Regions from separate parts of the Homo sapiens genome. Here all the other regions are linked to region 2. Evidence: read pairs that join two places in POLR2A ChIA-PET (ENCODE). Cell type or tissue: CD4-positive, alpha-beta T cell. All regions are shown on one strand.

Region 1 (8,000 bases), 76 kb after region 2:
TAATAGGCAATCCCAACACCACCCCCCATCCTTCAGCTCTCTAATGGCAGTGCCACCCCTACAATATCTGCAGTACCCTCCTGAAGTCCCACCTGGGGCGCAATATTGCTTCTGGCTTGGTTGGGATGAGGGAAGTTTTAGATGATGATTCCCTTTGGGCTTCAGCACAATGATAGCCCTTACTCTCCAGACTAGGGATGTAGTGTGGGGGTGACCCTCTTTGCCAGTGCATCAAGGCCAATTATGCATGTGGAGAATGGGGAGATAACCAGGACTGGGTTTATGAACCCAGTGGTCCCACAGTGGGCCATAATGTGTCCAGGTTTACTTCCTGGCCTCCTTAAGCCCCACTGTGGATTCTGAATCTGAAGCTTGGCTGAAGTCTAGGAATTGAGACTGGGATCATGACTTTGTATTTAGTCAAACACCCTCAGTCTCCTGCTCCTCAATTCTTGCATTCCCATCATAGATATGAAGCAGTGCCCTCGCTGGCTGCCCATCTGTTCTGACGCTGGGACACCACCTTTTACTAACCTTTCCCAAAACTCCATGAAGGTTGAGCCCCTTTGGCTGCTACTCTGGGTTCTCACAGTAACTGTGCCCTCTATCTTTTGCAGGTCACTGCAAAGGAGGGTTCCTAAAGCATTCACTCCTGATCCTGAGGGAGGTGGGTGCACTCACTCCAGGTCTCAGGTCCGCCACAGAAAAGCAAAAACTCCTCACATTCAAAACTGTCCTGGGCCACATTCAGCCTGCGAGCTATGGGTTGGACAAGCTAGCATCTAGAACATATGTACCACAACGCCAGAAATTTTTCTATTTTCACCTTAATGATGCTTTCTAAATGCAAAAGCAGTCATATCCCTAGCAGACAACAAATGTCAGTTGAATGAATGATCACTGTAAAGCACTTCTCTATTCTGAAGCCAATATCTTTGTTAAGGTAGCCTCAGGGCAAATGCTGTTTTGTGGCAGCTAAAGAACAACATCATCTCATGTGGACATCGATGCCGCCAGTGCTTTTCTCACTAGGACTGCTTGTGTGTCCTCCCTCCCTCCCTACCTCCTCCCACACCAACCCTCTTGCACACTGCAGCACACAACCATATTTTTCTCTTCAGGAAAGATAACCCTAGGCTTATGGGTACAATTTTCCAACCACGTATGAATCTAAATTAGACTCTGCTTTGTAAATCCATGAGTTTGGATTGGAGCCAGCACTAGGATTACTACAACTCAGGGAAGGAAGAAGAGTAAGAGAGCAGAAGAGGAGCTCCAACAAAAAGTTCACTATGATGAGAAACTATGGGACCCCTCCTCTCTGCAAATTTTAGAATCTGCTTCCTTTAAAAAGATTGGAGGCAAGATGAAAAATACAATCCAGGAAAGAGCCCTGGGAGGAGGGCAAGAGCTGGACAGGTCTGAAAATTAGTCTCTTGATACCACAATGAGATTTGTATGCAGGGACCACCGTAGGTGACATCCAAGTCCCTGTGATCACAGGTGGTGGTAGGACAAGGTTCTACTGAAGGGCCAAGGAGAATGAAGGAGCAAAGATGACCCAGCTGAGCAGTGACCACATAAAGTCCATACTGGCCTGAGCACCCACTAGGCACAGCCCCATCTATTCTCCTCCCCTGCAACAAATCAGCACAAGAAACACATGGACTCTGGAAGGTTCTCATGTGTTCCATTTATTTTGTCTCTCAAATTTTAGGAATCTTCTCCTTTAATTAAGTCATCAACCTCTCATGGCAAGAATTTGAAAAAGTAAATGTTTACTCAGATTCTAATTTTAAGAGGGAAGTAAGAAGTTACAGCTCAGTGCACATAAAGTTGAGAAAAAGATGGAGACATCTCAGCCCCTCCTCTCTGGAACAGGAAAGATGATTGGGGAGGGAACACAGATCAGCGTGGGGAAGAGGGTCATGGTGGACATGAGGGTGGGTTGGTCTCCCCTCCTCCACACATTATGCCTACAGGAACACAGACACATTCAGGTGCCTTTGTAGAAAGAAAGTCAGGGTTCTTCAAGTCACAAAGGGAAGGCAGGAACAACTCTTGCCTCTCAGTCCCACACAAGGCAGCTGTCTCACACTATAGAAAAAATATTCATGAACAAATTCATATCTGTCCCAGTAATGGATGACACTTTGGCAGCCCATCGCATGCTCAAAACATCAAATTCAAAGAACCCCATAGCACAGCTGTGTCCACTGTTCCCCCCCAACATCCCCCACACATCAGGCCCCCCAAGGTCTCACCTTTCAAGCCGTGAGAGACACATCAGAGCCCTGGGCACTGTTGCTGCCTCGAGTAGAATAAAAACAGGACCTGGTCAGATCCCACAGTAGATGTGGCTAGAGGAAGAATTGTGGGGTGGGTGAGCTCCCCCATGGGCTCCCAAACACAATATCCAAAGGATTTCAGGGATCAGCCTCCTTCATACTTACTTGCAGCCTGAGAGTAGCTCCCTCCTTTTCTATCTGTGGGAAGAAAATGTCCTGTGAGATGCCAGAAAGAAGCCAGGGCCATAAGGTCCTAGAGGAACCTCCAAGTCTCGGACCCCAGAGAAGTTTCCAGAAATGTGCAACTGCAGACCCAGGGTGGGATCAGGAAACATGAAGAAAGCAGATATGGGTCCTGGACCAACCGCCCTTCTGAGGTCTGTCCTTGGGGACCTTCCCCTGTGACTTGTGACTGCTGGGATCAGGTCCCATCACCACAGTCATCAAGGTGATAAATCTGTCCCTCATTGTAACAGGTGCTTTACAAAAGAGTAAGTGCTGGCACACACGGCCCAGGCTGGGTAGGCCCATGAGTGTGGATGGTGCTTCCCAGTAACCAGGCAGGGCACTTCTACCTGGGGCTTGGAACTCTCAGTGAGACAAGAAATCTCAGACCACACTCCTCACCCCTTCCTTACCTGAGCTCTTCTTCCTCCACATTACAGCAGCGACCACAGCTCCAGTGACCACAGCTACAAGTAGAACCAGGCCAGCAACGATGCCCACGATGGGGACGTTGGGCTGGGAAGATGGCTCTGGGAAAAGGGGGGAAGGTGAGGGACCCTGACCCTGCTAAAGCTCTCCAGAGAGGCTCCGGCTTTCCCTAAGAGACATGACACCCCCATCTCCCTCCTTACCCCATCTCAGGGTGAGGGGCTCGGGCAGACCCTCATGCTGCACATGGCAGGTGTATCTCTGCTCCTCTCCAGAAGGCACCACCACAGCCGCCCACTTCTGGAAGGTTCCATCCCCTGCAGGCCTGGTCTCCACGAGCTCCGTGTCCTGGGTCTGGTCCTCCCCATCCCGCTGCCAGGTCAGTGTGATCTCCGCAGGGTAGAAGCCCAGGGCCCAGCACCTCAGGGTGGCCTCATGGTCAGAGATGGGGTGGTGGGTCATATGTGTCTTGGGGGGGGTCTGACGGGAAGAGTCAGAAAATTCAGGCATTTTGCATCTGTCATGGGACACTCCTCCAGCACGCATGTGGCCATCTTGAGAATGGACAGGATGCCTGGGGTGGGGAAGGGAGCACAGAACCCAGACAACAGCCTGGACACAGGCACCTGGGATAATCTCCTATTCCGTGGAAAATTCTAGTCCCTGAAGAGGGAACAGCGACTTCTGGTCCTGACCTGAGTGGAGGCTGAGGGACTCAGAAGAGCTGGACTCAGACCCCCACGCACATTGAGTGTGAAGCAGAGAACAAGGCCTGAGAGGAAAAGTCACGGGGCCCAAGGCTGCTGCCAGTGTCAAAGGGAACCACTCATCAGTATTCCAGGGATTGTCTTCCCTTCATTTCCTCACAGATTTCATCCCTTAATTGTGTCAGAGAGCAGGGCGGACCCTCAGAGTCACTCTCTGGAAACCCAGGAGGATTCTTCTCCCTCAAGACCAGAGGGAGGGCGATATTATAGTGTTGGTCCCATTTGTCTCCCTTTCTTGTGGGAGGCCAGCCCCGGAGATCTACAGGCGATCCGGGAGGCGCCCTGTGGCCCCTGGTACCCGCGCGCTGCAGCGTCTCCTTCCCGTTCTCCAGGTATCTGCGGAGCCACTCCACGAACTCGCCCTCCAGGTAGGCTCTCAGCTGCTCCGCCCGACGGGCCGCCTCCCACTTGCGCTTGGTGATCTGAGCTGCCATGTCCGCCGCGGTCCAGGAGCGCAGGTCCTCGTTCAGGGCGATGTAATCCTTGCCGTCGTAGGCGTGCTGTTCATACCCGCGGAGGAAGCGCCCGTCGGGCCCCACGTCGCAGCCATACATCACCTGCATGGTGTGAGAACCTGGCCCCGCCCCCGCGGTCAGCCCGGTCCCCCGAGCCCCGCCCTGCCCCGACCAACCCGCGGGGGTTTTGGCCTAAACTGAAAATGAAACCGGGTAAAGGCGCCTGGGCCTCTCCCAGGTCAAGGGTCTCGGGGTCCCGCGGTTTCGGGGTGGATCTCGGACCCAGAGACTCGAGGCGACCCGGCCCTCCGTGGGGGATGGGGAGGGGTCGTGACCTGCGCCCCGGGCCGGGGTCACTCACCGCCCTCGCTCTGGTTGTAGTAGCGGAGCGCGATCCGCAGGTTCTCTCGTTCAGTCTGTGCCTGGGCCTTGCAGATCTGTGTGTTCCGGTCCCAATACTCTGGCCCCTCCCGCTCCATCCACGGCGCCCGCGGCTCCTCTCTCGGACTCGCGTCGTCGCTGTCGAACCGCACGAACTGCGTATCGTCCACGTAGCCGACGGAGATGAAGCGGGGCTCCCCGCGGCCGGGCCGGGACATGGTGGTGTAGAAATACCTCATGGAGTGGGAGCCTGGGAGCGAGGAGGAGCTGAGACCGGCCCGACCCTCCTCCCTGCGCGGATCCCCGGGTCCTGCGCCCCCGCCGGGCGGGCCCCTCGCTCCTCCCGACCATTTCCCTGCAGACCCTGCACTCACGCGCCCAGGTCTGGGTCAGGGTCAGGGCCAGGGCCCCTGAGAGCAGCAGGAGGAGGGTTCGGGGCGCCATGAGCACCATCCTCGGCGTCTGGGGAGAATCTGAGTCCCGGTGGGTGCGTGGGGACTTTAGAACCGGGACCGCGGCGGCACCGATTGGCTTCTCTAGAAACCCGACACCTAGTGGGAATGAGAACTGTGTCCGCTTCGTGAGTATCAAGGAAGAAGGACCCGTCGCAGGTTGTGAGAAGAAGAGAAACTGCGGAGGTGGCGAATCCCTAAGGCGGGGCATCCCCAATCCATACACCGCCTTCGGGGCCTGAGACCCTGAGAGCCACGCCTGGGGCCCTGGGACTTCGCCCTGACCCCGCTCCTCCTGTGCCAAGCGCTCTGTCTCAGTGTTTCCCTGAGTCTTGGCCCAGGAGCTGTCTGAGAAACCAGGAAGAAACCCTCGGCATGGGCCCTGTCCCTCTCCCTTCACTTTTCATCCCGGAATCTCCGTCCCTGAACTGGACTCCCTGTCCACCTGGACTCTTCTAGAAGAAAACTCACCCACGGAGTTTGGTGACAGAGAGTGAGCTTGCTCTGGGAATGGAGGTGTAGAAACTGTTTTTTGTTTTCCTTTTTGTTTTTTTTTTTTATTGGGAAAAGTTGTGCCTGAGTGCATGAGACAGAATAGAGACCAGTTTATTTATTTATTTGTTTATTAAATACATTGGATAGCAGAACCTTGGTAACCCCTGAATGATCAGGAATCTAATCGGTAAAAAATGTGACTTTGGCCCCATGATGTATAAATGTGCCCAAAAGCGTTACAACAGGACTCACAAAGCTTCTAAGTTTCACTTTTGCAGTGTACCTGTGACTCCCGCTTGTCATATTTTAAATTTGCCATCATTCCATAGCTTTGAGTTTCTGTGTGAGTCCAGGATATCTCCTCAATACAAAGTAGCACACTGTGTACTTTGCAACCAGGTACGTTACAACCAGGAGTCAGTACAGGCTTTATTCACCTCAAAGTTGCAACTGTTCAATGTAGTCGCAATGCCCCTCACTAGTGCTCATGCACTGTCTGTTTTTAGGAAGTATCCACTGCTAAGTGTTGTGTATATTTTATAGGAACACTTAGTAATTTTTAAACCTGATTAACATTAAAAAATTAGTTTTTAGGCAGACCCACATAAAGTATTAAAGGCCAACTGCCAAGGACATCCTGCAGGGCTCTGTAGATGGATGTATTAAAATCCATAAAACAATGTATTTAAACCTAAGAATTCTGCTGCTTTCGAATTCTTTCCTCTGCTCCTTTTCTTCACCTCCTGCTTCTCCAACCCTTCCCTCCATTCTTCTCATCCTTCAGGCCGTCCTGTCCCCTTAGTCCCCACCACACTGTCACTTGTGAATTGTGACACTAGCACTGTCCCATGACCTGTTACGTGACTGTTCTTTTCACAGTGGTCCTGCTCCTGGGAGTCAGAATGTGTCATCTCTCCACTTAAAACACTCCAGTGTCTCCACCTCGGTCTTGTGAAACTTCTGGAGTGTCAGGCACGTGAGCATATGAGGGGATATCTGGTTTATCGTAGGGACTAAATTAATTTTTGTCGACTGAATGAATGAAATATGAGTGTATTAAATTGCATTACAGATAATTATAAAGTGCAAAACACGGAAGAAGTTCAGAAAGATTTTATTTTATGTAACTAGTGTGCATATCAATTCATCAATTCATTCGTGCACTACCACGCCTGGCGAAACAACACCCATTTATCTGCTTATAGTTCCTTGATCAGAAATCTGGGCAAAATGTGGATGGAATCTCTCTTCTGGGCTTCCAAAAGCTGTGTTTTCATTTTGAATCCTCCTTCAGGCTTATACAGAGGTGGCAGAATGCAGTTTCTGGCAGTTGTAAGACTGAGGTCCCTGTTCCTTGCTGGCTGTCAATGTAGAGAACAGGGAGGGCTGTGCTTGATTCCTGGTCCTCACCAGCATTCTTTCCTACACAGCCCCTTCATTTTTAATTTTATTTATTTATTTTTTTGAGATGGAGTCTCGCTCTGTAGCCCAGGCTTGGGTGCAGTGGCGGGATCTCGGCTTACTGCCAGCTATGGCTCCCGGGTTCACGCCATTCTCCTGTCTCAGCCTCCCAAGCAGCTGGGACTACAGGCACCCGCCACTACGCTTGGCTATTTTTTTTTTTTTTTTTGTATTCTTAGTAGAGACAGGGTTTCACCGTGTTAGCCAGGATGGTCTCGATCTCCTGACCTCGTGATCCGCCCGCCTCATCCTCCCAAAGTGCTGGGATTACAGGCGTGAGCCACCGCACCTGGCCCACAGCCCCTTCATTTTCAAAGCCCATGCTGGAGGAAACCCCTCATGCTGAGTCCCTCTCACACTGTGAGTCTCTATGCTCAGGAAGAACCCAGTCCTTTCAAGGTCTCACCTGATTAGGACAGTCCAAGCAGGATAAACCCAGCCTAAAGTCAACTAATTGAGACCCTTAATTATATCCACTAACTCCCTTCACAGCAGCACCTACATTAGAGTTGATTGAATAACTGGAGGATGGTGAATGACCAGGAGCTGGTTGTTGAGGGCATAATAGAATCAGCCTAGCAAGGGTTGGATCTTCCTTTTGTGTTTACTTCGGACACAGTTGGAAATTGAAGTTCAAGTAAAGTGATCATTGTGAATGGTCATAAAATACATCCTCTTCAGCCATGGAAATTCTCCTTACCTTTTAAAACTAAGTTACGTGTTTAATATCTTATAATTAATTTACGCCAGGTATGGTGGCTCATGCCTGCCATCCTAGCACTGTGGAAGGCAGAGGAAGGCAGATTTGTTGACTCCAGAAGTTCAAGATCAGCCTGGGCAAAACCCCCATCTATACAAAAAATTAGAAAATTAGCCAGGCATAGTAGTTCATGACGGTAGTCCCAGCTACTCAGGAGGCTGAGATCAGTGGGTCCCTTGACCCCAGGAGGTCGACACTGCAGTACATGGTGATCATGCCACTGCACTCCAGCCTGGGTGACAGAGCGAGACCGTGTCTCAAAAATAATAATGATGACGATGATACAT
Region 2 (8,000 bases):
TGATCTCTGCAAAGTGGGAAAGAGCAATGACAGACTTTTACAAGTCTTATTTCCCCATGCAACCTTGTCTTGGTATACAGCCAACACGCAACACATTCCTTTGGGATTAGTATCCCCTCCAAGGGGAAATGGAACCACCTGTGCCTGAGGTTGACCAGCAGCACATGCATAACAGTTACTTTTATCGAGGGCTTGTGCTGAAAATTTCACCCATTTAACACAGGCATTTATGTCTCTATATCCTGTTTTAATTTTTAAAGTCTGCCTTAAGTCAGTTACTTTAATTATTTTTACTCTCTTAGGTTTATTGTTTGGTGGGTTAAAGGAAGTTAATGGGACCAGGAGTTCTAGTAATTCTGGGTGGGCTTGGGGTAGAGTTGGTGACTAACCTAAAAGCTAACCGTCCCACGGGATTCCTTTCTGAGATATTTATTTTTAATTTATACCTTCAAGATTTCTGGTTTAGAGTAGCTGGGTTGTTTATAGTAATTAATATAGGATTGCACTTTAAATTTTTACAGTTAGGTGGCGTGTGGTTCTTATACAATACTTAGGTTTCCTTTCACCCCTTGTGTTAGGATTAATTCTAACCATATCAGCCCCCAGTGATGGAGCCTGCTTATGGCTTACTTTTAGGTTTTCCTTAGAATTAGCTTAAAGGGTTTCTTAGGTGATCTATACACTTCCAATTTACCTTCCGTTTTTTTTTTTAACCAGTTTCTTGACCCGAGTGTAATGTGTCCACCCCTGATCAGCTGTTTGTACAGCTGCCTCACTTGATAAGGACCTTCCCAGCTTGGGTGGAGCTTGTCTTCTTTCCAAGTCTTAATTAGCACTGAGTTGCCAGGCTGGAAGTGGTGAACTGTGAACTCAAGGGGTGGGGTTTGTGTTACAAGTTCTTTTAACCTTAAGTTGTTTCCTGGGAGTTCACACAATTCCCACACACTTGTTTAGCCAGGGCATACATTTCTATACACCCATAATTCTTTAGTATTTCATCACACATGTCCTGGGGACCCCAATGACTTCCCTTATGCAATATAGACATTAGATTTTTTTTTTCTTTTTTTAGACAGAATCTCGCTCTGTCACCCAGGCTGGAGTGCAGTGGCACGATCTCGGCTCACTGCAAGCTCCACCTCTTGGGTTCATGCCATTCTCCTGCCTCAGCCTCCCGAGTAGCTGGAACTACAGGCACCCACAACCACGCCCCGGCTACTTTTTTGTATTTTTAGTAGAGACAGGGTTTCACTGTGTTAGCCAGGATGGTTTTGATCTCCTGACCTTGTGATCTACCCGCCTCCGCCTCCCAAAGTGCTGGGATTACAGGCATGAGCCACCGCACCCGGCCAACATTAGATTTTTTATTATGGGTTTGTTTATTATTTCTCTCCCATCAGGGAGCACTCACCTTCCATTCTTAGTTTAAGTGGCTCCTATCTTGCCTAGCTTTTCCTCCTCTTTTGAAAATTGGGGTTTTAATATCACCTTAGGGATATCTGGGCTAAACAGTTTAAATTTTTCCTCCAGGGAGACTTGCTTAGCAGCCTTATCCACAAGCCTGTTCCCTACAGCTTCTATAGTGTTTCTTTTCTGATGGCCATTTACATGAACTATGGCTGTCTCTGCTGGAAACAGGAGGCTTTCTAAAACTTGTTCCCCATGTACCAATTATTTTGCCCTGCTATTTTCTAGGCCCTGCTCTGTCCAGATTTTTTCAAAGGTGTGTACTACTTTATAGGCATATTTGGAATTAGTATATATAGTGTCTTCTTGATCTTCTAGGAGCTTTAGGGTTTGGTTAAAAGCATAAAATTTACAGGTTTGGGCTGACCAGTTATTGAGTAATTTAACTTTTTCACATAAGGATTGTTTGTTTTTGTTCATGACAGCACAGCCATTGTGTCTTTTACCATTTATTACTCAGGATGACCCATTCATAAACAACCTCATCCCATTATGTAGTAGAGTTCCTTTAAGGTTTGGTACTAACTTTAGTTTGATACTCTGTGATATCTAAACAGTTATACTCTGACGCCTTCTTATTCTCCTCTCCTTTTCATAAGAAACTGGCTGGTGTTAGTTTAGTCACCTCCCGAGGGCCCATTGACCCCAGGAGGTCTTGGGGAGGCAAGGGACTGATCAGCTGGCATCCCAGAGTGCCCTTGGCCGGGCCCTGCTGGGTTTGGCTTTGGGCCAAGAGCTGCTGGTTTGAAGATCTGCCAGCCTATGGAGCCTTCCCTGATGGGTACTCTCATTAGAAAAGGCATTTCTGGCTCCGCCCTCCCTTCCTGTTTTTTTTTTTTTTTTGTGCTTCAAAGGCACCGTTCCTCTCCGTGGCAGGCCTAGAGGTGCACTGTTTGTGTTTCAAGCAACCCCCACTGGTGACCCAGCAACTGTAAAGGGTCTCCAGTTTGTCCAGCCCTGGGAGGGGACTTAGTGGCTTTTCCTCCTCCTGGGCTGCAAGGATCCTCCCCTGGCCCAGCCCGACTCTGGGAAACAGAACTTTTACACATTCCACCTTAAAGCATTTTGGCAGACTTTTCCCCAGCACGAGCTCTCTCTACTTCAGGGATTGCAAACTGGCATCCTCTTTTGCCTGTTTTGGGTTTTTAAGTTATTTGAACAGAATATCAGCATTTTAAAATTATATTTTACATAAAAAGTCAGAATTTTGTCCTCTGACAAAGCAGACAATCTGAAAACACAGTGCCAGCACTGTAAGAAGAGCTGAGCAGCCGCCACAGTTCCCACCCAGCCCTGCAGCCCTCCTTTTTATTATTTGCTGGCCCTGTAGTCATTTGAGTTTACAGCCCTAGTACTGATTTTCCTTATGTAGCGACCCCAGCCCTTCTGCTGCCTTACTGACAGCTAACTGCCCCTGGTGGCCTTCCAGCCTCTCACTAAAACAACAACAAAACCTTAATGTTATCTTATTCATTTACTCTTCCATAACTTGAATCCTTTTGACCACCTCCTGATAAACAGCCATCTAGTTTTTGCTGTAGGCAACCCATTACACCTCAGGCAGCCTGATCCTAAACTCTCCTCCACATCCCTTTCTCACTTGCATCCATCCCCCAGTTCCCGGGTTTTGTCGTTCCTCAGTGGCCACGCACTGCATGCACCCTTCCCCTGCACCTCCTTGTTGCTTAAGTCCCCAGAAACTTCCCCCAGCCCTGCCAACCTCTCAGCATTCTCTCACTTTGTCTTGTACTCTTTTTTCCTTTTACATTATTTGTCTCCCCAGTTTTACCTTCTGTGTTTCTCTTTGATCTCTGTCTCTTTTAGTCTCTCTTGCTAATTTTCCTCTTCTATTCTCTCTCTGCCATCCCATTTCCTTTCTGTCTCACACTCAGCTTCTTCCTCTTTCTCTGGGCATGAGCCGAGCCGTGCTGTGCCCTGGCTCCCCTTGTCTGTCTGCAAAAACAGGCAGCTCTGCGGAAATGACTCAGCAGTAACCTTTATCAACAGCTTTTAGAAGCCAGCTGCCACACACAGCTGTGCCGCTGGCTCTCTCTTCCTTCAGGTATAGCAGCTTAACTCTCTCTCTCTCTCTTTCTCTCACACACACACACAAACTTTCTGAGCTTCCCTCAGTATTTCCTTAATTGGTTTTTTATTCCATCCGTTAATCTTTTGCAGTTTCTTAGTAATATTACATCAGCTTTTAGTTACAAAATTAACCTTTAAAAGGCCTTGCCCTACTGGGTCCTCTGGATTTAATCCTGAATATTTTTTCACTTGATCCCTGAGCCTCTGCAGAAATGCAGAGGGAGTCTCCTCTTCTTGTTGTTGGATCTTGAATGCTTTGGGGACGTTTTGTGTCCTATGAGTGGACTGCATAATCCCTCTAATTATTAGCTCCCTATGGTCTTGCATTTGGACCCGATCCCTGGGGTCATTATTATCCCATCCAGGATCTGCATTTGGGAATTTCTGCTTAGCTGGCAGGACTCCTTACCCAGGAGGATGCTGCTGTCTCTCCCAAATGATTATGGCTGCCCTTCTAATTATTCCCGTCTTTTTCCCAGTAAACAGAATATTCATGATTGAATTATCTCAGCCCAAGTATAAAAATTTGGTTCTAAAAATTGATCTAGCTGTTCTGCTAAACTGAGGGGATCTTCCGAGAGTGGCCTCATTTCCTTTTTAAAATTCCTAACCTCAGTACTTGTTAAAGGCACACTTACAAATCCAATTTATTATTATTATCATTATTATACTTTAAACTCTGGGATACACGTGCAGAACATGCAGGTTTGTTACATAGGTATACATGTGCCATGGTGGTTTGCTGCACCCATCAACTCATCATCTACATTAGGTATTTCTCCTAATGCTATCCCTCCCCTAGCCCCCTACCCTCAGACAGGCCCCAGTGTGTGATGTTCCCCTCCCTGTGTCCATGTGTTCTCATTGTTCAACTCCCATTTGAGTGAGAACATGCAGTGTTTGGTTTTCTGTTCTTGTGGGTCTTTCTCTGAGAGACCCAGAGAACACGTAGCTGATGGTTTCCTGAGAATGATGGTTTCCAGCTTCATCCATGTCCCTGCAAAGGACATGAACTCATCCTTTTTATGGCTGCATAGTATTCCATGGTGTATATGTGCCACATTTTCTTTATTCAGTCTATCATTGATGGGCATTTGGATTGGTTCCAAGTCTTTGCTATTGTGAACAGTGCCGCAATAAACATATGTGTGTATGTATCTTTATAGTAAAATGTTTATAATCCTTTGGGTATATATCCAGTAGTGGGATTGTGGGATTGCTGGGTCAAATGGTATTTCTGGTTCTAGATCCTTGAGGAATTGCCACATTATCTTCCACGATGGTTGAACTAATTTACACTCCGACCAACAGTGTAAAAGCGTTCCTATTTCTCCACATCCTCTCCAGCATCTGTTGTTTCCTGACTTTTTAATGATCGCCATTCTAATTGGTGTGAGATGGTATCTCATTGTGGTTTTGATTTGCATTTCTCTAATGATAAGTGACTATGGGCCTTTTTTCATATGTTTGTTGACTACATAAATGTCTTCTTTTGAGAAGTGTCTTTTCATATCCGTCGCCCACTTTTTGATGGAGTTGTTTGTTTTTTTCATGTAAATTAAGTTCTTTGTAGATTCTGGATATTAGCCCTTTGTCAGATGGACAGATTGCAAAAATTTTCTCCCATTCCATAGGTGGCCTGTTCACTCTGATGATAGTTTCTTTTGCTGTGCAGAAGCTCTTGAGTTTAATTAGATCCCATTAGTCAATTCTGGCTTTCGTTGCCATTGCTTTTTGTGTTTTAGTCATGAAGTCTTCGCCCATGCCTATGTCCTGAATGGTATTGCCTAGGTTTTCTTCTAGGGTTTTTACAGTTTTAGGTCTTATGTTTAAGTCTTTAATCCATCTTGAGTTGATTTTTGTATAAGGTGTAAGGAGGGGGTCCAGTTTCAGTTTTCTGCATATGGCTAGCCAGTTTTCCCAACACCATTTATTAAATCGGGAATCCTTTCCCCATTGCTTGTTTTTATCAGGTTTGTCCTTCCTTACATTGTTCTAATTCTTTCCTCAAGTTTGGATAAGGATTTAAGGGAGCATTGGGTTTAGCTCCTTCATGACCTCCCAAATCCTTTTCCTCCGACCTTCCTTTTGCCCCCTGATCTCCCTGTCCTCTACTTTGTGAGATGTATAGGGTGTAGGGCAAGCGTGTTAGGGGATCCCAGGGCTTTTCACTGGGTGAGGGCTCTTTACTATGCTCTTTTTATTTCTCTTTAAGGGGGAACACGGGGCTTAATTCACTAATCCAACAAACAGCATAACCCATCTCCTCTTGTGAAGATGGGGTTTTATCATTCACATAGAGAATTAAAGCTTGGCATATACAGTCCTTATTTGAGCTAAACTTAGGCCAAAGGACTGAAGGCTGACAAATGGGCTTTTTAGGCCAGATAAAACAGCAAGCAATACATTATTATTTTTTGTTTTTCCTTATTTCAGGTTTTCTAGTTATTTTTGAGTCAGTTTTGGCAATTTCTATCTTTGTATGAATCTGTCCATTTTATCTAAGTGGTCTAACTTATTGACTTCAGGTTTTTCAGAGTCTTCACTTATAATGCTTTTGAATTTCTAAAGGGTCACTAGTGATAATCTCTCTTTTGTTCACAATTTTGGTAATTTATCTCATTTCTTATCATCTCTGTTTTGACTGTTGGTCAAGAAAACAGACAGAGGCAGCAGATGGCTATGTGATTCTCTAGTGGGAAGGCTTTGATCATACATGGCTGGCAAGCCAGACTGATGGCAGCAACCCCAAAGGAGCTGCCAAGGGATCTTGACAGGAAAGTCACTGACTCTGGATTGGGCTATGCTCAACCAGGGGAAGAGGTCAATGCTTCAAGGGCTATGAAATCACCAGAAAAAAAGAGATTGCACCAATGTGGACTGCTGAGTCCCATTTCTTTACGCAAGAAAACACACTTTACAGCCTCAAATGGCTAACAATGCACAGGGAGATGTCCTCCTCAGAAGAAAACTTTGATAGAAAATTGAAATGGTCAGTTGAAGCATTGTTTGTCTAAAAACTGGCAATATAGTTGTTGGGCAATATAAACATGAAGGACTGGCTTTTACATCTTCATGAATGTGCTCACTGTCCACATGGGTGGGGCTGCAAGAGTGACTCCTCTAGATAGCTTCCTCTCTTTTACCTGATGGATCAGGATGATGCTGTTATGACTATACATACAATTCTTCTGAAGGGGAGAGGATGCTGGAATAATGACTACGCTTCACCTCAAATTTCTTTTTTCATATGTGATGCAGTGGTACCAGGAATAGGGATGAAAATCAAAGTGCCAGAAACAGGAATTATCTTTAAGCCAAAAACCATAACTATATATTTACATCTTTATATAAGAATTCTCAAGCAACTCAAAGATGGTGCTATGCCTTCATTTCATCTGGCAAAGTCAGGATTAACAGTAAATAGAGCTATATAGCCTGGTGGTCAGATGGCCCCCACTAGTTCCTTACCTACATAACCTACCCTCTATGACCAAGAGTAGACCGAGGGAAGGCATGCTAGAATACTATTGCTGCCTGCAGTCTAGGTCAGCACAGCAGACAAACCTGATGTCACCTCTAAAACTGGAAAAGACTGATATAAAGGGACAGAAGGAGGAATAATGGCTGAGGGTAAGTGACTAAATCAAAGGGTTATATAATGAGGAAAATTCAATATTAGCTTAACTCCTCAAAAGTGCTGTGAGCAAGAGAAGATATTGTCTCTTAGGTCAATTATACTGGGTGCCTAAAAGAGTGAAGCCATATGTCCTTGAGACCATTCTTGTTTTTGGAGCCTGGTAAGGTTGAGTGGTGTCTGCAAACCTGAGTGACTTCATTCTGGGAGACATATTCATACGAGAGGATGGTGAACTGTTCTAATTTTGAATGACTGAATGAGACTCTGATAATACGCCAATACCTCTTTACTTTTATAATCCTTTTCCTATAAAAGATATGTGGTCAAAGAAAAGCGGGTAATCTGAGGTATAACAAAAACATTTAGTCTTTGTCCCTGGTTTCTCCTAAAAACCTTAGAATCTCTTGAGTGATAAGAGTTAGAATATTGATGAGAGGACTCATGGCTGAGCGGACCCTGGATATCTTGAGAATGGGGGCTGAATGCCAGAGACACATACCTGTGATGAGAGCGCTGTCTTATTCCATTTTGTGTTGCTATAAAGAAATGTCAGAGACTGACTAATTTATATAAACAAGGTTCATGTGGCTTGGGATTCTGATGTCTGGAAATGTTTGAGCATTTGGTGAGGGCCTCAGGCTGCTCCCACTCATGGCAGAAGGCAAAGGGGAGCTGGTATGTGCAGAGATCACACGGTAAGAGAGGAACAGAGAGCTTAGGAAGTTGCCAGGCTCTTTTTAACAACTGTCTCTCTTGGAAACTAAAAGAGTAACAATTCATTCACTTGCGAGAGAGGACAGGATCT
Region 3 (8,000 bases), 260 kb after region 2:
CTGGATTACGTGAAGATAACAGGCAACTCCAACAGCACCCCTCATCCTTCAGCTCTCTAATGGTGGTGCTACACCTAAAATACCTACAGTACCTTTCATAAGACTCACCCTGGGACTCAATATCATTTTTTATTTGGCCAGGATGAAGTCAGTTGCAGAGGTTTCCCTTTGGCTTTCAGACAATGACAGCCCTTATTCCAGAGACTTGGGACCCAATGTGGGGGTTACTCCAGCTGCCAGGGCATCAATGCCAATTACACACTTGGAGAATGGGGAGATAAACAGGGCTGGGTCTGTGGACCCAGTAGTCCCTTTGTGATGTGTCCAGATTTATTCCCAGCTTCTGTAAGCCCCACTGTGGTAGGGACATAATGGTGCTGTAGGCCTGTAGGCATCAATATCAGCTCACACCCAATGTCAACACTCCCCCAAATTCTGCCTGTTTCCCTTTCCTAGTGTACAGTCCCCTGAGTAAATGACTGTAGGCTCCTTTGCAGAAAGACAGAGGGAATTGTTCCAGCATATACTTGCCATGAGGTTTCAGGGTCCTTCCTCCTGGAATAGGGACTCCTTCTCTGTAACTGGGATCTGAATCTGAAACTTGGTTGACGTTTAGGAATTGAGAATGGGATCATGACTTTGTATTGAGTTAAACACCCTCAGCCCCCTGCTCATCAATTCTTGCTTTCTCATCACAGATGTCAAGCAGTGCCCTTGTTGGCTGCTGCCTGTTCTGACACCACCGTCTATTAACCTTCCCCACAACTCCCTGCAGATCAAGCTGCCTCAGCTGCTCCTCTGAGATTGTCAAGTTAACCGTGCCCTCTGGCTTTTGCAGGCCACTGTCACCATTTAGTTCTCTGCCTTTTCAAGGCCACACTTTCCTCAGGAATATCAATGAGCCCAACTATAGGACCTCCTTCCTGCCATCACACCCAGCCTGCAGAGGACACCACCCCGACGCTTCTTAGCCATGCAAGTCCCTCTCACCGGCACATTCCTGAGGCTCTGGTGGAAGTTGTGCCCTATGGGTCCTCTGTGGAGCATGGCCCTAGTGGGCATTCTGGTTCACATGATGTCTCCATCCCACACACCCACTTCCCTCAGCCTCATTGTCCATCCTCTACATGTTCCAGGACAACTAAGTCATGTCTAACTTACTGAGAGTTGGACATCATTTTTTCCAGTCTACATGGGTCCACCCCAGCAGTGGGTTTGCCCCATGCCCTGAGGTCCTTGATAAACCCATACCCTGAGAAAGTGCTCCCAAGCCAAAGGTGTTTTTTTTTAATTTATCCAGCTTGATTCTGGCCCTTTGATCAAACACCCTTAAATTCCAATCCCAGAACTGCTCCTCAGGCTCCTACGGGGACATAACGGCTGTTACTGCAAAGCTCCTGAGTGGAATTCCCACTGCATCATAGGGGTGAGGTTTCTGCAGCATCTTCCAGTGTAGGAAGTGGGAACCATTACTAGAGAAGGGCGAGCCTCCTCTGCATGCCCAGAGAGTTCTAAAGGGCACCCATAGGATAACCCTGTTCCAGTTTGCAGAATCTTAGGTTTCCGCACCAAGGCCTTGACTTTCCCACAGCAGGTCTGCCTCTGATGAGTGTCCAAACATCTCTGTAGTACTGTGACTTTTAAAATGATGTCATCAGCTATCATTCCACTCTGCAAGGGGAGAGGGGCAGATGCCCCTCCTCGGTCTGTCTCCACCAGGCCCTGTGAGGGTGGGTGGAGGCTCTCTCCAAGCCCTCGTTTGGCCCCACCCCAGCATGTCTCCAGGTTCCTCTCAGCCCTGGTTCCTTTTGGCCCTGCAGTCACAATGGGCAACACTGTGACGCACCCTGTCCTGTGTCACAGTGTCATACACTCAGGCTCACATTGCCCCTAGGCCACTTGCCAGCCAAGGGACATGGCCACATTTTGTGTCTTCTGCACCTCAGCCTTGCTTTCAAGTGCAGGTGATGATGGCACCCACGCAGAACAAATGTTATTTGCTATCTTCGTCGAGTTTAGTCATCCAATTTTCCAACCCTCACTGGGCAAGGAAGAGTGTGGTTTCCACCAGAAGGCAGGATGTCAGCAGTCACAGGGGCAACCAACAGGGAAAGCCACTGGAAAATAGACCCCACAGGAAGCACAGGTGTCCAGTGGAGATGGGAACCCTGCAGATTTGACCGTCTTTAAGCAGATTAGAGAGATTACCATTACTAACAACTTAGCCATAAAAGTTTATTAGCTATTTTCAAAAAGCATAAAATTATGTAATATAATTTTTTTTTAATTTCCATCAATACAAAACTAATCTGGGCACTGCAACTTCTGGTGGGCAACTGGGATAGGCGGCATCATCAGGAAGGCGAGCCCTGCCGTGCCCCATGTGCCAGTGCCCCAGATGGCGGCAGCCTCCCCAGAAGCACCTTGTATCTCCCCTGCACAGGGCCAGGGTCCCAGCTTCCCATACACCTTCTCCTGCTTTTTCTTTTCTGTCCTTTCCTTTTTCAATAAACCACCTGCAAAAAGGAAAAACCATTCTGAGGACAAGAAACATGTCAATGGGAAATACACAGTTGCCAGAGGGTAAAAGGCCCTGTTCATTCTCATTGAAAAGCTCAGGTATTTCTGTTAAAGTCTCTCCTTTTACTTTAGGATGCTGACTCCTGCGTCCATCTCAACCTGGGCATCGTGCCACCACCTTCAAGAAGAGAAAAACTAAGTAGTGCTTTGCAAAGGGGCAGCAGCATTTCTCATTTCTGACCATGTCAGGCACACGGCCATGCAGATGAGCAGGTGGGGGACACAGGTGAGTCTCCAGACCTGCTCTCCTCCCACAGTACATTCTTGAGTCTTTTTAAACAGTTGTGAAAATGCCACAGATGCAAGCACCTGTGGGCCACTCCCATGGGGACCGTTGCACAAGGCAGTGCCACTCATTCTCAGAACCTCCTACCATGGGCTATGCTTAGTGACCCGAGGCCAAGCCAAGGAAGACGCCAGCCACAGGGTGCCATCCTCAGGGGCATGCTGCCAGCAGGGGCAAAGTTATCCCTAGCAACAAGATACAGAAAGAAAGAAAAAAGGAAGGAAATGTAGCCAATGGGCCGGTTCAGGTTCTTGACTTTGCCACACAAAAGAATTTGAGAGCAAGTCCAAAGTAAAAGTCAGCAAGAGAATTTATTGCAAAGTGAAAGTACACTCTGACAGCTGATCAGAGCAGCTGCTCAAAAGAGAGACAGTACCCTCCCCTCACGGGAGTCTTACATGATTATTCATGAATAGGTGGGAAGGGGTATTGTTTTAAGCATGTTCTGTGGTCTCTTGAACGTGCATGCACTGTGGTTGTACATATCAGCACACACATCTTACGTCTCATTAGCATCTTAACTTCCCTCTCAGAGTTGTGTTTGCTACTATTGTAATGAGCATAGGTCAGCCCAAGGACGCTATTCATGGGTTTCTGGGCTTCCTCAGATGTGGGGATGCCTCCCTTGGCTCTTCTACCTCTTTGCTGCAGGATGTTCTAACCACAAGCCCAGGATATGGTTTGCGCACTGTCGAACAGCTTGTTCTCTCCATCAACCTGACAAGTCTCTTGTTTCCTTTCAAGTGAGGCTGTGAACACCCTATCTCACTGACCTCAGAAGGACAGTACAGCAGTAGCCACCATGACCAAAAAGATGATTCCAGAAGTGCAGGACAACTCCCTACCCAGAGGCTGTGGCTGTGCAGTAACACACCAAGAGGGGAGTCCAGCTGGCTCTCAGGGTGCTCACTACCCTCATCTGGGGGCCTGGAGGACGTCAATTCCTGAGAACGCCACGTTCTAGTGAGTAGAATGAACTAAGAGATACACAGCAAAGCTCCACATACTTTTCCTTTTCTTTGTGCCCGCAGTGTTCTTCATCAGTGTGCTCTCGCTTTTCAGCTACTACTGTTGGCTGGCTGGAAAAAATAGAACAATAGTAAAAATTAGAGACCAGTCTTTGGTGATGAAGAGAAATATTGGCTACTTCCAGTATTTTCTAGCTTTGGTTATGGTTGCAGTTTTCCAGCTCACCTTGTGGGGATGAATTCAGAAAAAAGTTACAAATTGAAATGAACATGCCAGAAGTATTGGCTCAAATCAACGTTGTCCTATTAAGCCACTTAGTGAATCAAAAGACCGCTTGTTGGACTGTTAATCTCGGTGGCCAGAGAAAGGAGCTGAAGAAGGTGTTGCCAGATCAGGAACAAATAATTACAGCGGCAATAGAAAATGGAAGACCACTTGTTCATAACCATTTGAATAAGGGCAAGGTGTATGGAAACACATTATGAACTGATATTTTCAGTTTTGTTTGCAAGAAAATGATTAATAAGGTGAAATAATTGAAGTATCACGGAAGATACATTAAAAAAAAAAAAAAGCCTTTGTACAGTTTGCTGGAGCCACAGATGTCCTACTCCAGAGCAGAACAATGCCTGAATCTTCAGGGTCCATTTGTGCCGCATTCACTAGCAACCACAAATGTGACTTAATTTTACTTTGGAAATAATGCTTACCTATTGTGAGATGCTGTAATATGAACCATCATTACATGTTAACATGGCACATGGAATTTTGAGTGTCTAAGTTACATTTTTAGAGTTGTTTCTTAGTAGCCATGTGAGTTTCCACTCCAAAAACACAAGCTAAAAACTTGTTTTGAGTGAAGGACATCTAGGGCAAATGGTGGCTGAAAGTGAATGAGATCCCAATTACTCTTTCTTGTACTGTATAAGGAAAAGAAAATAAGTGCTTTTCTTGTTGGGTGTTTGCTAATTTATAATTACCGTTTTATGCTTTTCAACATTTTTAATAAAGTTTTTTATTGTTGGCTATAAACGTTTTAAAAGGATTCTCTTCCTCTAGAATCACTCTAAGTACCAAAATCTGTATTATTCTGGATTCAACAGAGAAACAGAACCAATAAGGGGTGTGTGTGTGTGTGTGTGTGTGTGTGTGTGTGTGTATGTGTGTGTTTTATTCGTGTTATGAAACTGACTCATGCAATTATTACGGTGGCAAGTGTGAAATCTGTAGGATACGCCAGCAGGCTGAAAATGCAGACAGAAGTTGATATGGTAGTCTTAAGACAGAATTTCTTCTTTTCTGGGAAACTGTAGTTTCTGCTCTTAAAGCCTTCTACTGATTGGATGAGGTCCATCTACATTATTGAGGGTAATTTCCTTTTCATAAAGTCAACTGATTGTAAATGTTAACCACATGTACTAAATATCTTCACAGCAACATCTAGATTAGGTTTTGATTAAATGACTGGGTACTATGTCCTAGCCAAGTTTATTGGCATTGACTCTGGGTCAAGGCACCGTGTCTCCCTCCCATCGAGTTTTCCATCATCTACACGAGACCTAGATGACTACTTTGATATCTACTGCAGGCCACAGCCTTGTCAAAGCCAGCCCCAGCTGAAATGCACTCACCTGCATTCCCACACAATTTTACATACAATTCGGGGGAGGTTATGGGATCTATGAAGACCAAGGGTCTGTGGTCCTGTGACACTTTCTCTCAGAGGGTGAAGAAGGAGTTCCTTGGGGCAGCAACTCCCCAGGGGTCTCCTGCCTGCCTCTCCTCCCCTCTCAGCCCCAATCCTCTTTCCTGCTGTTGATCATCATGCAGTTTTTAAATCCCTACTCCCTGCCCCACCAAGGTTGGGCTCTAGGACCTGCCTATTGGGAACCTGCGGTTGGGAGAAAGTATGAAGTGACCCACCTGAATTTAGAGGAGGGAAGTGAGGAATTTGGAGACATCTAAAAACATTTTGTCCCTGTGGTTTGACTTCAAATTATTATCTATTTTTATTGGAGATTTGTTTGAAATTATAACCGGTATCTCATGATTATTCAGCATATGCCATGCCCCCTGGTAACCCTGGTTCTTATTTTTTTAAACTTGTACAAATATTTTAAGCAAACACAGAAGTAGACAGAAGAGTAAAGTGACCTTCACTGTACCCTTCACTCAGTAACACCCACTCTTGATTTATCTACATCCTCAACCATAGCCCAACACCAGGTTATTTTCAACTAAATCCTAGACAATATATTATTTCACATGTTAGCAATTTTCTTTTGAAGGTGCCAATGTTCAGCTTCTTTAAAAAGAGAAACAGAGACGGGCAGGAGAAGGATTGAACTGACAAAATATATTTTCAAATGCAATTAAGGCAGAGGACAATGCAGGAACCCTTGAGTCCCGTTTTAACTGAATGCTCAGCACCTCTTAGATTCTCAATAAAAGAAAGCAGCAGCCCAGAGCCAAGGAGCCCAGGGAGGCACATCATGGTTTGATTTTGTGACTGTTTTCAGGGCAGTATCTGTCATCTCTGAATGGTTACACTGGACATTTCTATTCCCACCCTTGCAATGGGACTCCCCAGCTCAGAGAAAGGGAAATTATCACCCATTCTCATTTATACCTTTAATGCCTTCATCCATTCCCTTGGTCCTGACTTTCCGGTTGGAGGAGGGGGAGGAAAAGCAGAGGCACGAAATTGAAATGTCTTCTCTGCCATCTGCTGGGGATATGCTTGAATAACAGGAAAGGCCTACATAAAAGATATGCAGCGAGGAATAGAGGTTCCTTTTCCTGTTTCCTTCAGGAAATTTCCCCTAGGGCAGACAGAGCAAGAGCGATGGACAGAGGAATGGGAGCAGGACCCAGGGGGAGGTCTGGTCATATGTGTGCCTTTCTGCCTCCCCGTCTGTCATTGTCCTTCCTCACCAGGCCTGCAGACCACCTGCGATGACCTGGCCTCTTGCCATCCCTAGCTGGGCCAAAATTCCATCACAGGGACACACAGGATGGCAGAAGCGCAAGGCCTCATACCCGCTGGGGCAGCCTCCTGGAGATGGCCTCAGAAGGGCTTCTGGGAGCTTCTTTAAAACCTGCACTACAGGCACCAATTTCCCCAGTTATCCCATCCTTAAGTGAAAAATCAACCACAGAGATGATTTATTGTAATAGCCTTATTTCAGTACAAGCAGACGAAAAGTGTTTCTCTTCACTGGCCCGTTAGTTACAATGGGGAGGGGTCACTGAGTGAGCAGCGGGTGGTGGCAGTGACGACCACACCCTCTCACTGCGGCCCAACACTTTTGAGACAAGTTCCCACCTCTCCATTAGACGTGTCTTCTCCACATGCAGAAAATGTGGTCTCGTAGCTTCCCTTCTCAGTGCTGGATTGCTGGCATTTCTTTTCTTTATCAGAGACATGAATATCTTTTTTCTTTATGGATTTCTAAGACTTCAGGGTTTTTCAGGGAGAAGTTGCTTAAGGAGGCTCCTGCGTGGACCGAGTCCTTCCTGAGGGTTTGCTGGATGCCCCCGGACACTGTGCAGCTGTGTCCTCCGGGGTCCCTAAAGCTGGCACGTTCTGCTGTGTACCCAGAGGTGGGGACAGATGCTGCCAGCTCCACCTTACAGCTGCTACATGAAATTTGAGGTCAGAGAATTCTCTTGTCTTTAAGGGCACCCACATTTGCCTTCTTCGATGTTTCAGGAAATCATAACTGAATTTAGAAAGGTTCCCTTTTCAGTTTACTCTCTGGAAGGAAATATACTGAAAATTCAGTTTATTTTCAGGTATTGAATAGAATTGAAAAGTCAAACTGTCAGTTTGCTTGCAGTGCACACAGAGAAATTGAGTGTTCCAAGCCATTGGGACATTTCTAGAAATCCATCCTTTTCCAGTAGGACATGAGTAAAGTCAGTGAGGAGCGAACCTGCAGTCCACGGGCACCTCCAGGATTGTGGGAGGAGACGCACATGTCTTTCTGATGTGTGGAGTCCTGAGGACAGAGGCTGAGACCCTGCATTTCCCAAAGTACTTGTTTTCTAAGCAAGTGTTTCTGCTACTTGAAATAAACTTGGGGGTGTGGAAGCCACCTTGCAACCAACCAAACACAGGTGAGAAAATGAATATGAAGTGTTCTGGGAGAAAGCAGAAAACCCC

What was found. ChIA-PET counts read pairs that join two places held together with the same protein. Peaks named below come from ENCODE experiments on the same cell type or tissue, not always from the same donor. Only the 100,000 strongest peaks of a DNase experiment are listed, where the experiment ranks them.
Region 1: POLR2A ChIA-PET joins it to region 2 with 16 read pairs; 6 of 35 experiments call an interaction of 5 or more read pairs at or near these places.
Region 3: POLR2A ChIA-PET joins it to region 2 with 14 read pairs; 5 of 35 experiments call an interaction of 5 or more read pairs at or near these places.

What each region holds. Positions count from the first base shown.
Region 1 is chr6:29,884,750-29,892,749 of GRCh38, reverse strand. It overlaps the pseudogene HCG4P7 and the pseudogene HLA-H. Among named protein-coding and RNA genes, the nearest start is that of HCP5B, 15 kb to the right of the region's middle. In CD4-positive, alpha-beta T cell, no CTCF peak of the experiment used is centred here; DNase peaks (open chromatin) are centred at 4,279, 4,629 and 5,239; H3K4me3 peaks cover 2,525 bases; H3K27ac peaks cover 1,645 bases.
Region 2 is chr6:29,960,475-29,968,474 of GRCh38, reverse strand. No RefSeq gene overlaps it. Among named protein-coding and RNA genes, the nearest start is that of HCG9, 11 kb to the left of the region's middle. RefSeq lists enhancers at 3,105-3,400, 3,380-3,524 and a cis regulatory region at 3,447-3,457. In CD4-positive, alpha-beta T cell, a CTCF peak has its summit at 497; DNase peaks (open chromatin) are centred at 554, 2,234 and 3,464; H3K4me3 peaks cover 1,501 bases; H3K27ac peaks cover 1,425 bases.
Region 3 is chr6:29,704,385-29,712,384 of GRCh38, reverse strand. It overlaps the pseudogene ZDHHC20P1. Among named protein-coding and RNA genes, the nearest start is that of HLA-F, 15 kb to the left of the region's middle. In CD4-positive, alpha-beta T cell, CTCF peaks have their summits at 6,353 and 6,556 (motif pointing left); DNase peaks (open chromatin) are centred at 3,414 and 6,554; H3K4me3 peaks cover 1,540 bases; H3K27ac peaks cover 2,271 bases.